Regions from separate parts of the Homo sapiens genome. Here region 1 is linked to region 2. A link is a loop called in an ENCODE intact Hi-C map of the cell type or tissue named here. Cell type or tissue: endothelial cell of umbilical vein. All regions are shown on one strand. Links, peaks and the distances in the headings refer to the core of each region. The heading gives the core; the rest is flanking DNA.

Region 1 (7,745 bases), core at 1,655-5,654, 55 kb after region 2:
CCTGCTATGGGAGAAGGCAATCAGATTCAAGTTGATTTACAGCGTCAAACCTGGGAATGGCTTGAGTATTGGAGGAAACATGTAACTCTGAATATAGGGATTAAGTACTGAAAACATGATGGTTTGTGGAATGTCTAAGGCAGTGCTGTCCAGTAGAACTTTCTGAATGATGGAAATGTTTTATAATCGACACTGGTCCAATACTGTAACCACTTGTTTATGTGGCTGTTGAATGCTTGGAATATAGCTAGTGCAACTAAGGAACCAAATTTTAAATTTTATTTTAATTTGATTTATTTAAATTTAAATTGCTGCATGTGACTGGTAGCTCCCATATTAAACACCACGGCTCTAAGATTTACACCCTCAGATTCTTGCCCTCAGCCCCACAGCCACAGACCATTCCTTACTTGCATCAGCAGAAGTCCGGAATTTATTCTAAGGAGTAGGTAGATCCTTAGGTTTTCTCCGTTAGCTCAGTGGCCAGATGATGACTCACTTCTTGCCTCAGCAGAAGACTGGTGTTTACTCCTTAGAGAAGCACCATCCCATTTGTACTTGCTGTGGTGATGAGCATGTTCTGTATCTGCATTGTCCAATACGGTAGCCATAGTGGCTACTGAGTACTTGAAAGTGTATAGTGTGACAAAAGAACTGAATTTTTATTTTATTTAGATTTGATTAATTTACATTTAAATACACATGTAGAACACAAAACCAAACACCACATGTTCTCACTCATAAGTGGGAGTTGAACAATGAGAACACATGGACACAGGGAGGGGAATGTCACAAACTGGGGCCTGTGGGGGTGTGGGGGGCAAGGGGAGGGAGAGCATTGGGACAAATACCTAATACATGCGGGGTTGAAAACCTAGATGATGGGTTGATAGGTGCAGCAAACCACCATGGCACATGTATACCTGTGTAACAAACCTGCACATTTTGCACATGTATCCCAGAACTTAAAGTAAAATAAATAAATAGACACATGTGGCTAGTGGTACCCTATTGGACAGTGAAGCTATAAAGGGATTGAAACAGAGTCAGGGGCTCCAGGTACAGCTTATATAGCAAGAGCGAGACCGCATACTGAAAACAGTGAATGGTTGCATACTGAATGTTGAGACGCTCCAGTTTGGCTCCCAGAATGCTTGCAACCTGTCTTACATATTTCAGGCAGAATTGGTGGATTTCTTCCTTAGTAAACTGCAGCAGGAGAAGAGACCTATCTATATACTGAATTTTTGGAGTCACCTGATGAAATGGCTAGTCTGTGTCTGATCACCAGATAGATGGAAGCTCACCATCAGGAAACTTCCCCATGCACACAGAGCTTCCAGTTTGTTTTTTATTATCCCTTTTGGAAATTAACAGACAGGTCGGATGGTAGCTCATGCCTATAATCCCAGTACTTTGGAACTTTGGTAGACTGAAGTGGGAGGATTGTTAGAACCCAGTAGGTTGAGGCTGCTGTGAGCCCTGATCACACCATTGTACCATTGTACTACAGCCTAGACAGCAGAGTGAGACTCTGTCTTTAAAAAAAAAAAAAAAAAAAAAAAAAAAGGCTGGGTGCGGTGGCTCACACTTGTAATTGCAGCACTTTGGGAGGCTGAGGCAGATGGATCGCCTGAGCTCAGGAGTTTGAGACCACCCTGGGCAATATGGTGAAACCCCGTCTCTACTAAAGTACAAAAAATTAGCTGGGTGTGGTGGCACGCGCCTGTAGTCTCAGCTACTGGGGAGGCTGAGGCACGAGAATCGCTTGATCCTTGGAGGAGGAGGTTGCAGTGAGCCAAGATCGTGCCACTGCACTCCAGCTTGGGCTACAGAGTGAGACTCTGTCTCAAAAAAAAAAAAAGAAAAAAAAAGAAAAAAGAAAATGAACAGCCAGCCAAGAATCATTAGACATTGCAAGAGTAATCTCTAACATGAAAGACAGAGACCAAAACACCAAAGGCTTTCATTGAAACGAAAGGGAGCACATTTATTTTTTGTGTGTGTGTGGATATCCAGAAATATTTGTAAACCATATATCTGATGAGGGGTTAATAGCCAAAATACAAAAAGGATTCATATAACTCAATAGCAAAAAAAAAAAAAAATTGAAAAATAGGCAAAGGACTTGAATAGACATTTTTTCAAACAAGACATACAAATGGCCAACAGCTATATGAAAAGATATTCAGCATTCCTAATCATCAGGGAAATGTAAATCACAACCACAATGAGATATCACTTCACACTTGTTAGGATGCCTGTTATCAAAAAGAAAAGATAACCAGTGCTGGCAAGGATATGGAGAAAAGGGAACCATTGTACACTATTGATGGGAATGTAAAATGGTACAGCCATTATGGAAAACAGTATAGTGCTTCCTCAAAAAATTAAAAGTAGAGCTACCATATAATATTACAGTCCTACCTCTGGGTATACATCTGTAAGAGATAGAAAAATAAACCAAACTATTTTTTCTATTTTAATTCTCAATACAGAATACTTCACTTCTGGTCACCAAAATGCGTCAGATTTCTTCCCACCACCAAGCAGTTCTCCAGCAGACACTGACTGGGTATCCTATAATTCAATTCAATTCTGACACTACCTGGAGTTAACATCAGATCCTACAGGTTAAGAGCTCAGTCCCACAGACTGCTCACCTATACTTCTGACTGACCAACTATAAGTTAAGGTTCCCATGACCCCCTCCTCAGGTTCAGTTAATTTACTAGAGTGGTTCACAGAACTTAGTGAAACACTTTACTTACTATTGCTAATTTATTACAAAGGATACAAATGAATAGCCAGATGGAAGAGAAGGATAGGACAAGGCATATGAGAAGGGGTGCTAACTGAAGGGGTGGAGAGGGGATGTTCCCTTTCCTCCCCATCATAAGGGTCACGGCTGATACCCCTATAACAAAAAACAAGTAAACAAGATAAAAGGATAACAACTTTATTTGATCATAGTTTTACGTGACACTGGAGCCTTCAGAATAAGGACCCAAGGATATAGAGAAAGTTAGCTGACTTTATGCTTCGATTCAATTCAGACTGGGACAGCAGTGTAGAAATGTGATTGGACAAAAAAAGCATGAGCTAATGGTAATAGATGGAGTGGGAAAACCTAGCAAGGCCTTTTCTTGGTGTCTCTGTTGTAGCGTTTGTTCCTTCTGGGTGTAGGGTAATACTTCTCTGGAATGAGGGTTTTAATTTGTTTATGGCCAGTGGTTACACAGAAAGGTAGGGGAAGGTTAGATTAGGCTTTATGGCTGGCTTTGGAAAAAAGGGGTTCTAGTGCCTATGACTGGCCTTGGGGACGATAAATTCTTGTTTCCATGACTTGCCTCTAGTGAGAATGAGGAGGTGAGAGACAGGGGAGGGGCGTCTGGAGAAGGTCAGAGAAAAACTTTGCTTCTGAGGCTTTCATTTTGGGGTATCATTTTCTGAACCTCAATGAAGCTTTTGTGCCCTCTGTGGGCACGCCACCTTCCAGGCACCTCCACGTGTTTAGCAATTTGTAAGCTTTCCGAACCCTGTCCTTTTGGTTTTTATGGAGGCTTCGTTGTGGAGGCACAATTGGTTACATCATTGGCCATTGGTGATCACCTCAACTTTCAGCCCTTCTCTGGTTCCTGGAGGTGAGGGAGGTAGGATTGAAAGTTTCAACCGCCTAATCCCATGGTTGGTTTTCCTGGCAATCAGTCCCTTATCCTGTGGCTATCCAGGAGCTCCCAGCCACCAGTCATTCATTAGCATGCAAAGGGATACTTACCACTTAAGAGATCGTGTAAGAGTTTTAGGAGCTGTGTATAGGAAATGGGAGCAAAACCAAGTATACATTCCTTACAAATTACAATATCCGAAGGAAATGAAATCACCATCTTAAAGAAATAATCTGCACTCCCATGTTCATTGCAACATTATTCACTACAGTCAAGATATGGAAACAACCTGTATGTCCATCAACAGATGAATGGATAAAGAAAATATAGTGTGTGTGTGTGTGTGGGGGGGGGGGTGTGTTTGTGTGTAATGAAATATTATTCAGCCTTAGAAAAAGAAGGAAATCCTGTCATTTGCAACAACATGGATGAAACTTAAGGACATTATACTAATTGAAATAAGCCTGACACAGAAAGATAAATGCTGTGTGATCTCACGTATATGTGGAACCTTAAAAAAAAAAAGTTGAACTCCTGGTGACAGAGAGTAGAATGGTGGTTACCAGGGGCTGGGGGGTGTGGATAAAGGGGAGATTTTAAACGGTACCATCCTTCAGTTATAAGATGAATAAGTACTGAGGACCTAATGTATATCATGCTGATAATAGTTAATAATATTGTATTTACTTGAAATTTGTTAAGAGAGTTGAACTGAAGTGTTCTCACTACACACACAAACAAGGTAACTACATGAGGTGATGGGCATGTTAATTAGCTTGACTGTGGTAATCATTTCACAATGTATAATACAGTTGATCCTTGAACAACATGAGGGTTAGGGGCATCGAACCCTGCATACTGTAAAAAATCCATGTATAACTTTGGAATCACAAAAAACTTAGCTGCTAATAGCCTACTGTTGACTGGAAGCCTTATCAATAACAAACAGTTGACTAACACATATTTTATATGTTATATGTTATTTACTGTATTCTTACAATCAAGTAAGCTACAGAAAAGAAAATGTTATTAAGAAAATCATAAGGAAGAGAAAATATATTTACCATTCACTAAGTGGAAGTTGATCATCATAAAGATCTTCATCCCCATGGTCTTCACATTGAACAGGGCTGAAGAGGAGGAAGAGGAGGGGTTGGTCTAGCTGTCTCAGGAGTGGCAGAGGTGGAAGAAAATCCATGTATAATGGACCTGCACAGTTCAAACTTGTGTTGTTCAAGGGTCAACTGTATATCAAAGCATCACGTTGTACACCTTAAATTTGGGAGTTCAGTCAGGGTGGTGGGAAAAATTATAGAAGAAAAGTTATGAAGATAGTTATAGGAAATAGACACAAACCTTCTTGGAAGGCTGGGGGGGTTGCATAGCTTCAGTAAAAAGTTCAGCTGAAGTCAGCCTAATCCTCTTACCTTGAGTTAATAGTTTAAAGTAGGTACAAAGGAATGTAAGGGAGTTTATCTAAATAGCTTGTTTACTCATGTGGCCCTAAGCCCAACCTTTTATCATCTGTGAGTGCATGATTGCTCTCTACTCGAGGGGTTGGCAGTGTTAATTACCTTCTAGCGGTGTTTACTCGAGACCTTTGTAATTTAATCAGTACTAAATAAATGCGAACTTCCCCGGCTTATCGAGGCAGATGCTGCAGACTCAGGCAGCAGAGCCCCTTAGCCAGACTGACAGGCAAAGTATCTGTGTCAGTGTACGTCTTTCATCCGTCATTGGGTCAGGGTCAGCGGGATGGACATGGCACTTAAATATAAAAAAATTTTATTTGTAACTCATACTTTAATAAAGCTCGAAGAAAAAATAAAGAGGAAAAATGGAGCATATTCATAGGAGTGCTAATCAGCATGGCTTTCTAGCAGCAGTTGTGGAAACTGGCAGATGTTGGAATGATACCTTCGAGGACTAAGGGAGTATTTCTAACATTCTACATTCAAACTGTCATCAAATGTGAGGTAGAAAAAGGTTTCAAACATGCAAGATCTTAGAAATTTTTACTCCCATGTACCCTTTCTTAGGATGCTAGCAGAGGGTGTACTATACCAAAGTGAGGGAGTAAACTAAAAAAAGGGGAATTCTTCTTGTCTGAGATTGACAGATATGCATAGGCCTAGTAAGCAGCCAGTCAGTAGTTTGGAGTACAGGAGTTGTCTCCAAAAAAAAAAAAAAAAAAATAGAAAGTAAGAGATGATTTGATACGTTTGTCCACATGGAGAGATGTTTTATACTTCTGTCAGAGTCAAGAATGAATTTATAATAGGCATATAGAAAATTTTTCAAAAGAAAAAATGGGGCCATTAATTACTTTAGGAAAAACAAAAACTTACAGGAGAAAGGAAATGTAATCATATTACTCTGTAGAGTTTATCTGTGAATATTTTCTTGGTCATAATAATATAAACACTAGATTTTGATTTAGTGAAAAACTGTGACATAGTTATAATAGCAGAGATTTATATAGTATTTGCTGTGTTCTAGACACTGTTGAAAATGCTTTACATATATTAACTCATTTAATTCTTATGTTAACCCTGTAAAACAAGTACTGTCATTATCCTCATTTTACATGTAAGAAAACAGAGGCATAGAAGTTAAATGACTTGTTCAAGGTCACATTGCTAGCATGGGTTAGAGCCAGGATTCAACCTAAGGCAGTGTGACTGCAGAGTCCATGCTCTTTAACCACTATGTTATACTTCTGAAGAGAGAAGTATGTTTATGTGAATTGATAGGAAGCGGGGAGGCTGGGATGGTGGTGGTGGTGTGGGTAATGTAAGAAATCCAAGTCCTCATCTTCCTTAGTGATACTCCAATAAATCTACCATTGGAAAATTTAAAACAAATAGCAGTAGAAGCATGTTATTAATAAATATGAGGGCAAATAGAAATTAAACTAAAAGAGTTTAAAGTGGGAATTTGATCTTAGAGATTGAAATAATTAGAATGGGCTGGGCACGGTGGTTCATGCCTGTAATCCCAGCACTTTGTGAGGCCGAGGTGGGAGGATCACTTGAACCCAGGAGTTCGAGAACAGCCTGGGCAACATGGTGGGACCCTGTCTCTGCAAAATATAAGAAAGATTAGCCGGGCATGGTGGTGTGTGCCTGTAATTTCATCCCAGCTAATCTGGGAGGATCACTTGAGCCCAGGATGTCGAGGGTGCAGTGAGCCATGTTTGTGCCACTGCACTCCAGCCTGGGCGACAGAATGAGACGCTGTTTTCCAAAAACAAGCAAAAAAAAAACAAAAAAACAAAAAAAAGGAGAAGTAGAATTGAGGATTATGTCTTGTCAGCTTTGTAATTATTTTTAAATTTAAAAACTGTGTACATGAAGTACTATGATAAAAAGTTAAAATTTACAAGAGAGTGATTTACCAGCACTTAATTTGGTAATTAAGATAAATTTTTGTTTAGTTTGGACGTATAATAGAATACTACCTCACATTTTAATTTTAGCACATTTTAGTTGATAGTATTTAATATTAATAATTTATAATTAATAGAAAAATCAATGATATTTACAACATTTAATTGGCAATATATTTATATTCTAATAGCTCAAAAGTTTTAATTTTCCTTTTAAATGAAATTTTTCAGTGGTCAAGTCAGACCTAGTATCTGTTAGAATTATCTAAGAAACATTCTTCCTTTGGACCTGGAATGATAATTGCTTTTTAATGTTGTTGTCTTACTGTTTTCTTTGCTGATTTTTTTGCATGTGAGGTAAGCTTATGTGAGCCCATAAAATGTTACATTTTTTATTAGAATTTTGAGAAATATTTATTTGATGTCACTTAGTGACTGTAATTAACCTTGATAAAGCTGACTTACAGTTTTCTTACCTCTCATTTTCTATTGTTTTTATACAGAGTATCTTTGCTCACATAGTATTTTATTCCTCATTATTCATTTTCTCTATGGCCAACGAAAGTAATTTCTTAGGATATTATTCTAGTTGAATTGACCAGTGTTTTCTTTTATTATTTCAGTCTCACCAGCCTAATATCGTACCTTTCAAAAAATTCATTTTTCCTATATTTATATTTTTTATGTTA
Region 2 (7,745 bases), core at 2,200-6,199:
TATTGTCGGGGGCTATTCTCTCTCCCAGGAACATGGCGGCGAGTCAGGGAGGAGGCGGTAACAGTGGGGGCGGCGGTTGTGGTGGAGGTGGAAGTAGCGGTGGCTGTGGCACGGCTGGAGGGGGAGGTGGCGGGGCTGGAGGGGGAGGCGGCGGCGGCGGCGGGACCCTGGTGGTCCCCATCCCGGTACCGACTCTTTTCGGTCAGCCGTTCCCCAACGGGCCGCCGTGGAACCCGGGGAGCCTGCAGCCTCAGCACACCGTGAGGAGCCTGGACCGGGCCCTGGAAGAGGCGGGCAGCTCCGGCATCCTGAGCCTCAGTGGTCGGAAACTCCGAGACTTCCCGGGCAGCGGCTACGACCTGACGGACACCACCCAAGCAGGTGACAGGACGGGGGGAGGGGAAGCTGGCTGTGAAGGAGGAGGTGCGGGGAGTGGGTGGCTGCGTGGCTGCGTTGTTGGACTCTGCGGGTCTGGGCGGGTGCGCGGGGACCGCCAGACTAACAAAGTCGGGGCAGCCCGTTCTCCTGAACGTGAGGGGCGAATCAAGCAATAGGGGAGGGGAGGAATGCTGCCTGAAGGATGTATAGAAACTGGTAGGATGTTAGGGGTGAAAGAGCATCATTGTTAAAGCAAGTTTCCCCAGTTTGGGTGGGAGGGAGTCATTGACACCTTCCTTAATGCACTTCTTTCAACTCTCCTGGATCTTCCCGTCTTTCCCGGAAAACCAAACCCAACCAAACTAAACGAAACACAAAAATCATAATCTCTACATATTCCTTAAAGGCATACGTGCCTGAAAGAATGGCATATCCTTTTTCAGAGTACAGCAGCAGGATTGCCATGGTTTTTCTGTGTGGTTTAATCATCCTACGATATTCTTGGCTTCTTTCTTGTCACGTATGCCTTTAAAGACTGAGATTTTTCATTTTCCTGGTGTTGAGAAGGTAGTGGTGGTTAAATTAGTATTTGCTGCAGTGGTAAATTAAATCATCAATCACTTACATGTCTGCTTACTAGAAGAAAGCTAATCCTTGTTTTGAGTTATCTTAGAGTCTTAATTTTTATAGTAGAAAGCCAACAATTTTAAGGGTATTTTTGAGAAAAAATTATCTCCATTCTTTATGGAGTTGTGGATTAAAGGTTTATCACTTTGGGTGAGAAATTGGCTATTGTAATGTTCTTCATATACTCTCTGGTAGTCTTTGTTGTGGCTGGCATTTTTTGTTAGGGACACACTCTCTTATAAACCAATGCTGGATTATTTTAGATATGTCTTGATTTGATGAAAGGTTTTTTTTTACTTTTTATAATCTTTAAATTTGTTATTTATTTCTGTTTTCATCTGCTTTGCTGAAATAAATCTGGACAAAATTATTTTAATAGATGTCGTCATTTTGAAACAATATAGTAAGTAAATTCACCCATAATGAGGAGTAGTAAAATACCACTTATTTTCAAAACAAGACAATTTCAGATGTATTCAGTTTTTAGATCTTAAATCAAGGTATTTGTGTTGGAACAAAGTGGGGAGAGGAGGAAAACCTAAAATTGAAGCTTTCCACCCAGTGATTCTTTTAGCAATGATCCTAAGAACTATGAATGTGTAATCGACCACTGATTTTATATTTTGTAAAGCATGTTGGAGTATTTACTCCTTCACTCAGAACAGATTTCCTAAATAATATGTTCACATATTCATGACTGTTAGCAAGATATTATGCAACTTGGTGTGTTCTTCAAAGGCTTCAAGTAAAACAGTTTCAGACTGCATCATTATAGTGATTTTTTTCTTTTCTTCTTCTTCCTCTTTTTTTTTTTTTTCTTATTGTTCTTTCTAACCTATAAAGGATCCTTCTACCTGCAGGACAAAGTTTAAGCATCCTAGCTTGGCATTCAGGACTTTCATTGTTGGGCTCCACTTTATTGTTGCAACCTTATTCCCCAAAATGCTCCCACATAGAATCCTCTCTTCCAACTAGGTCAACTCTCTGTCTCTCAAATACATTTTGTGCATTTCTGCCTCATCTTTGTACAAGATCATCTGTATGCTTGGGATTTCCCTCTTTTCTCCGTCTATTTAATTTTATTGAAGCCCCAGCTCTTCCAAGAAATTGTCTCCAACTCCCTTAGTCCACAAGAATCTCCTGTTTCTTTGAATTCCCATGGTACTTATTGTCTTTACCACTTACTTGGCAGTGCTGGTTTTATTTTCTTTTTATGTTTCTGTCTTGCTATCCCTGAGAAGAAATAGAGCCCCTTAAAAGGCAGGGTGTAAGCCATATACTTGTTCAGTCTTCTTATTATATATCCCCTTTATTGTATTTGATAATATTTCTCATAAATATGAATATCATCTGATGCAGTTACAGCCTTTGGCTTTTAAGCCTTCAGTTGGTTTTCTGAGGCAAGCTTCAACACAAAGCAGAACCATATCTGTTCATGGTAAACATTCATTCATCATAAGTTTCATTTTACTTTTTCTCTTCAGTTGAATGAGCATTTCTTGTGGGAACATTTCAAAAATCAGAGTAAACAAGATCTTGTGCTGCTCTTTTTTTTCATTTAAATTAGATATCTTTGGGTGACTCATTTGCCATTTGTTTTTGATAAAATTTAGCCACGAAATTTTTAGGGGCAGTATTTTTTAATGTAGAGAGACCACTATTCATTATGTGTAAATGACGGCAGGTACATTGGAACTGAAGAAAAATAGAGTGTGTTTGAGATTATACATACATATGTACATACATACACACACATACATACAGGAACACACATACAGTATATTCTCTATTTGATGAAAATGATCTGTTTGGTGATCTTGTTATACTTAAAATGACTCAGTGGAATACTGTTTCAGAACCAAACCGATTAGTTAGACAAGCATTCCTTATTGCATTAGGAAGAGACAAGAGGAAGGGAAAATAGCTAAGAAGCGGTTAATGTTAATCTAGGTGAGAGGTGGTGAGAATCTGGGTGAAACAATATTGAATAAGGAGAAATTAATACATTTCAAAATAAATGGGGGAAGGTTTTTTTACATTAAGATGAAATAGACCCCTGGTTCTCCACCCTGGCTGCACATTACAATTGCAAGGGAGATTTTTTGTTTGTTTTTTCAACCCTGCCTGGATCCCACCCTAGACCAATTAAATCAGAATCTCAGGGGCCAAGGAACTTAAGGAAAAAAAATCTTCCCAGGTAATTCTAATATGCACTCAGGGCTGAGAAACCCTAAAATTGTTTATTTTTTAAGCACTCAAGAAATATTTGTTCTTTGAGTGAATAAGAACATTGATAAAAGTTTAGTTATTAACCTTAAAGCCACTTGTCAAGAAAGTCAAAACCAAAACTAGGAACTAAATACTCAAAAATTGTTTCAAATTGTTTGATAAATTTACGTGAAGAAAATGATGCCCCCTAAACATGTAGCAGCAAAATCTTTTCTCTGCTAACAGGCTTCCTATGAGGGAAAATGTATTTTAGGCAGCTGTTTGCAGAGTTTATCTTTGGTGTCTTTTTACCTCTCTCTGCATTTCTAGTGTCTGTTCTTCACTTGCCTCCTCCCTTTGTCCCCATCACACTTTTCTCCTTTCTCTTTCTCTCTTCAACCTCACTCCTCTTACTTTATTGGGATAGAGCTCAGGTAAATGATTATGGCAGCCTCTCTAGGAGATTAACATTTAAAAGGGGGAGTTTGCTAATTTACTTGAATCTCCAATTGGTGATTGGAGATTCATGACCTTTTTGAGTAGATCTCCCTTCCAGATACTCCTTGATTAAAATTTTCACCCACATAAGGACATAAAACAGTGATCAGAAAGTTGGTAACCCATTTCAGTAAAGTAGCTGACTCTTGCTGTAATGTCTTCTCCGAGATGGTCTGTAGATAGATTTGACAAGATGAAGGGAAATTGCATAGAACTTTTTGGTCCATCTGGATACTATGATAATTTGTTGACTTGAAAGTGAATTTAATTGTTACCCAAACAAATCCTGAAACCTTGCATAGTTGACTCTGTCACCAGTGCTACAAATAAGTGGATATGTTTCAGCGTACTTGCTGCTGCTCCCTCTGCTTCTTTATACCTGTTTATGTACATGAGCAGTAGGTCTGTGAAACAGATTTAGGAATTCTTACATCAGATTCTGCCGTGTCCTGGATAATCACGTGTTTTCCTGTAAACCAGGAGTCAACTCTAGTATTTCCTACATGTGCTGGTTCACCTTTTCAACTGTAGGGCATGGTGCATTGTATCAGGTTGTAAAATGGAGCCAGATAAACACAGCATTTGATTTTGTGAGGTGAAGGTCCTCTCAGTGCATTTAGTGGAATGAGCTCATGATTGTGATTTTGTGGCCTTATTCAAATATCTGCCTTGCTTCATTTAATAAATGTCTTCCTGAAAAATCGAATGTGAAGCACATTTTTGACAGTTGACTCATATTTTAATTGCTATAGATTGAATCTGAATTACTGAACCTTGTACTGATTTATTCAGTGATAAGTTCTACAGCATACTTATCCCTTAATTTCTTTCATTTAAAATAAAATGTTATCTTTAATTGAAGGGTACATTCATCATTAAGATAATACCATTTATACAGCTCTTTATACATTTTTAAGTACTTTCATATATATTATCCTATTGTATCCTAATAATAACCCTGTGAGCTTGGCAGAGTACATAGTAATTGCTCGTTGTGGTTGAGAGACAGGTTAAGTGATTTGTCCAAAGTTAAATGGTGAGTCTGGCAGAGTGTGTGGGTCAGAGCCTAGGTTTTTCAACTCCAGTGCTATCCTAATGTTATTTCCAGTGTAACACATTCTCTCTTTATAAAAAAGCAGTTATTAAACACCATGCCAATAAATAGGTTATTTATTCTGAAAATTCAATGCTTATTTAACTTCGTAGGTTATATACTTTTTGTTTGTGGTATGGTGTGTTTTGTTTTGTGTGTATTTGCATAGCTATCATGCCTCTCTTATGGTTTTAGAATAGATTCATTAAGCAAGCATTTATTGAACTCCTACTTTGGAAACATGATTATGGCTAATAAAAAGAGACATGGTTTTTGTACTTAAAGGATTTATACAATAGTCAAATGTATACAGTAATATAACCATTAGAAAAGAATTTCACTATAATATATAATAGTATTCAAAATAATATATTTTAATATACTGTACACATAAGAGATCTGGAACTGTGGCATAAGGCTTAATTTTAGAGGGGATTAATTTAGTTTGAGAAAGCTTCCTGAAAAGTTAGGTTAGGTATTTGTTGCATGACAGGTATAAGAACAGAAGTGGTTGATTGGGATGTTTTAAAATTGGGGTTAGTGGAATACTTTTGCTTAAGGTTTAAATTTAATATTTCAATTTAGATTATTTGTGATATAAATTCTGAAGCATTTATTTGGCATGAAGGTAGACAAGATCCAGAACCTCACTGAGAACATAAGAAGTAATGCTAGGGACACTTACTACAAATAAAGATAATTGAAGACTTACAAAATTGATTTGCTGGGAGGTGCCATTTGTTTAAGTTCCTAGGCACACAGTGAAACTTTGCAAAAGAGGCATCTTGTTCTCCCAGCCCAGCCTAGCAGCCCACTCTGTGAGATGCCTTAACTGCATGATACACACCTCCCCATTCTGCAGAGGCTAGTGATCATCATGACCTAGAAAGGGAAATATTTTAGTTTTCTTTTTTTCTCTACACTTTGAGTGTATTTGGGTGCTTCTTAAAACATTGTAATACTCTTATAATCAGTTATCTGGAAAGTTTCAGAAAGGGTTGTCTGCTTCTCATTTACAGAAAAAAAAATACCTTACACGCCAGGGAACCATTTAATGTAATTAAAGAAAACTGTATAAGCCAATTTAATAACAATGTAAGTTTATGTTTACTCTCACTTTCAGCTAGTGCACTCAATCTGCTAAAGGTCAAACTGTAATGTTTAATCTTTACATTTCTCTTGTTTCATGTAAATAGATAGCATTCCATTAACAGAATACCTGTCAATGGACTGTAATGGATAATTCAACAGTAGATATTTTCTAATGTATTTTTTATATCAAATTCTTTGAGGAAAAGTTTTTTCCAAATAGGAAAGTAAGTTCTTTCCTTTTCAGGAACACTTGATTCTGTGTAGTCTTTTCTAATTTGTGACAGAGAATGTTGTCACTTTATTTTTAGATTAATTACTTGTCTCAGTAGAATATTAGAGATTCAAGGTGACAAGAGACAGGTATAAGATAACTGTGACATAAACTTTTCTTTGAACCATATGGAGATGAACTGATTCTAGAACATTTGTGAATTTGGATTTCACTCAGAAATGGCTTTTTGTTAATGATTATGTTCCTAAGAGAATCTAGTATGTATAGTCTAGAGTTTTTCACTTCTTAAAAAAATAATTGCAATACGTAAATCCTTAGTATTTTGAGCTACTTGGTTGGGGATGTCTATGTCAATGGGAAATAATTACATTTAAAGGTTTTTGTGAATTAGAAATAGTAAATTAAACATAGATGACTGTGTCCTTAAACTACCTTAATGAGTATGTAAGAATGGATTTGTCATATAGATATTTTGTAAAGGTTGTAAAGTTGCTGCTTTCAGTGAGTTAATGATTTCATAATGGTTTAAAATAAGAACTCATATACCTATTATATCCTAGATCAGTAGTTCTCATTGTGGGGAAGGGTAGGGTTGGAGAGGTTGCCTCCAGAGGATATTTGACAGTATCTGGAGACTTTTTTTTTTTTTTTTAAGAGACAAGGCCTTGCTATGTTGCCCTGGCTATGTTGCCTGGGCTGGAATATAGTGGCTGTTCACAGGCTCTAACTCGGGGGCTCAAGTGATCCTCCTGTCTCAGCCTGCTGAGTAGCTTGGACTATAGTCCTGCAGCACCACACCTGGCTGAAGACATTTTTGATTATCACAATTTGGGGGTTGCTACTGACATCTAGTGGGTAGAGGCAAGGGATGCTGCCAAGCATCCTACATTGAAAAGGACAGCCCCATACAACAAAGACTTAACTTGTCTAAAATGTCCATGGTGCCAAGGTTGAGAAACCCTGGGTTAGAGTAAGATAAATGGAAAGTGCAGCATAGGTTCAAAGAGGGAGGGATAACATTTGATTTGGTCGTTTGAACAGCAGAGGGGGGCTTTATAAAGAAGTTGGAGGATTGGCCTTTAGAGAGGAGGCATCAGATTTTATAGTTATTCTTAGATGGAGGAAACTACATGAATGCTGATATCTCAGAGTCTCCTCAAACTCAATATGTCAAATAATGAACTCTCGTTATTCACCCTAGGCCCCCTTGTCACCCAGATCTAAAACTTGGGAGTTATTCTCCACTCTTCCCTTTCCCTCAGCCTCTATATCTAGTGAGGGACTAAGGCCTGTTGGTCATAACTCTTTGAATAGCTTTCAGATCAGTTTCATTCCTTTCTATTCTCAATGTCATTGTTCAGATTCTCCTCTATTCCTTACCTTTAACTGGACCTGTCAGTAGTTTTCTAAATGATCTCTCTGTCTCAAGTTTTCTTCAACTTAAATTAGTTAGTCCTCCACACTGTAGCTAAACCATTCTTTCTAATATGCAAATCTGATTGTCATGTGTTACTAAAACAATGTTACTAAAACACCTTCAAGCCAGTAGCCAGTTTTCAAGCCGTACGTTTCAAAATCTTATTTCCTTATTCCTTGTTTTGAACATTAAAAAAAGTA

The links. Peaks named below come from ENCODE experiments on the same cell type or tissue, not always from the same donor. Only the 100,000 strongest peaks of a DNase experiment are listed, where the experiment ranks them.
Region 1: it touches region 2 in a loop (2.6-fold over the local background); 1 of 110 quality-filtered maps calls a loop at or near these places.

Annotation. Positions count from the first base shown.
Region 1 is chrX:115,170,871-115,178,615 of GRCh38, reverse strand. All of the region lies in intron 5 of LRCH2 (leucine rich repeats and calponin homology domain containing 2), which reads left to right. Among named protein-coding and RNA genes, the nearest start is that of RBMXL3, 15 kb to the left of the region's middle. In endothelial cell of umbilical vein, for the core only: no CTCF peak of the experiment used is centred there; a DNase peak (open chromatin) is centred at 3,875; H3K27ac peaks cover 1,163 bases.
Region 2 is chrX:115,226,329-115,234,073 of GRCh38, reverse strand. LRCH2 (leucine rich repeats and calponin homology domain containing 2) reads left to right here. Exons shown (of 21, transcript NM_020871.4): 1 at 1-381. The coding sequence starts at 33. Among named protein-coding and RNA genes, the nearest start is that of LRCH2, 3.9 kb to the left of the region's middle. In endothelial cell of umbilical vein, for the core only: no CTCF peak of the experiment used is centred there; a DNase peak (open chromatin) is centred at 4,243.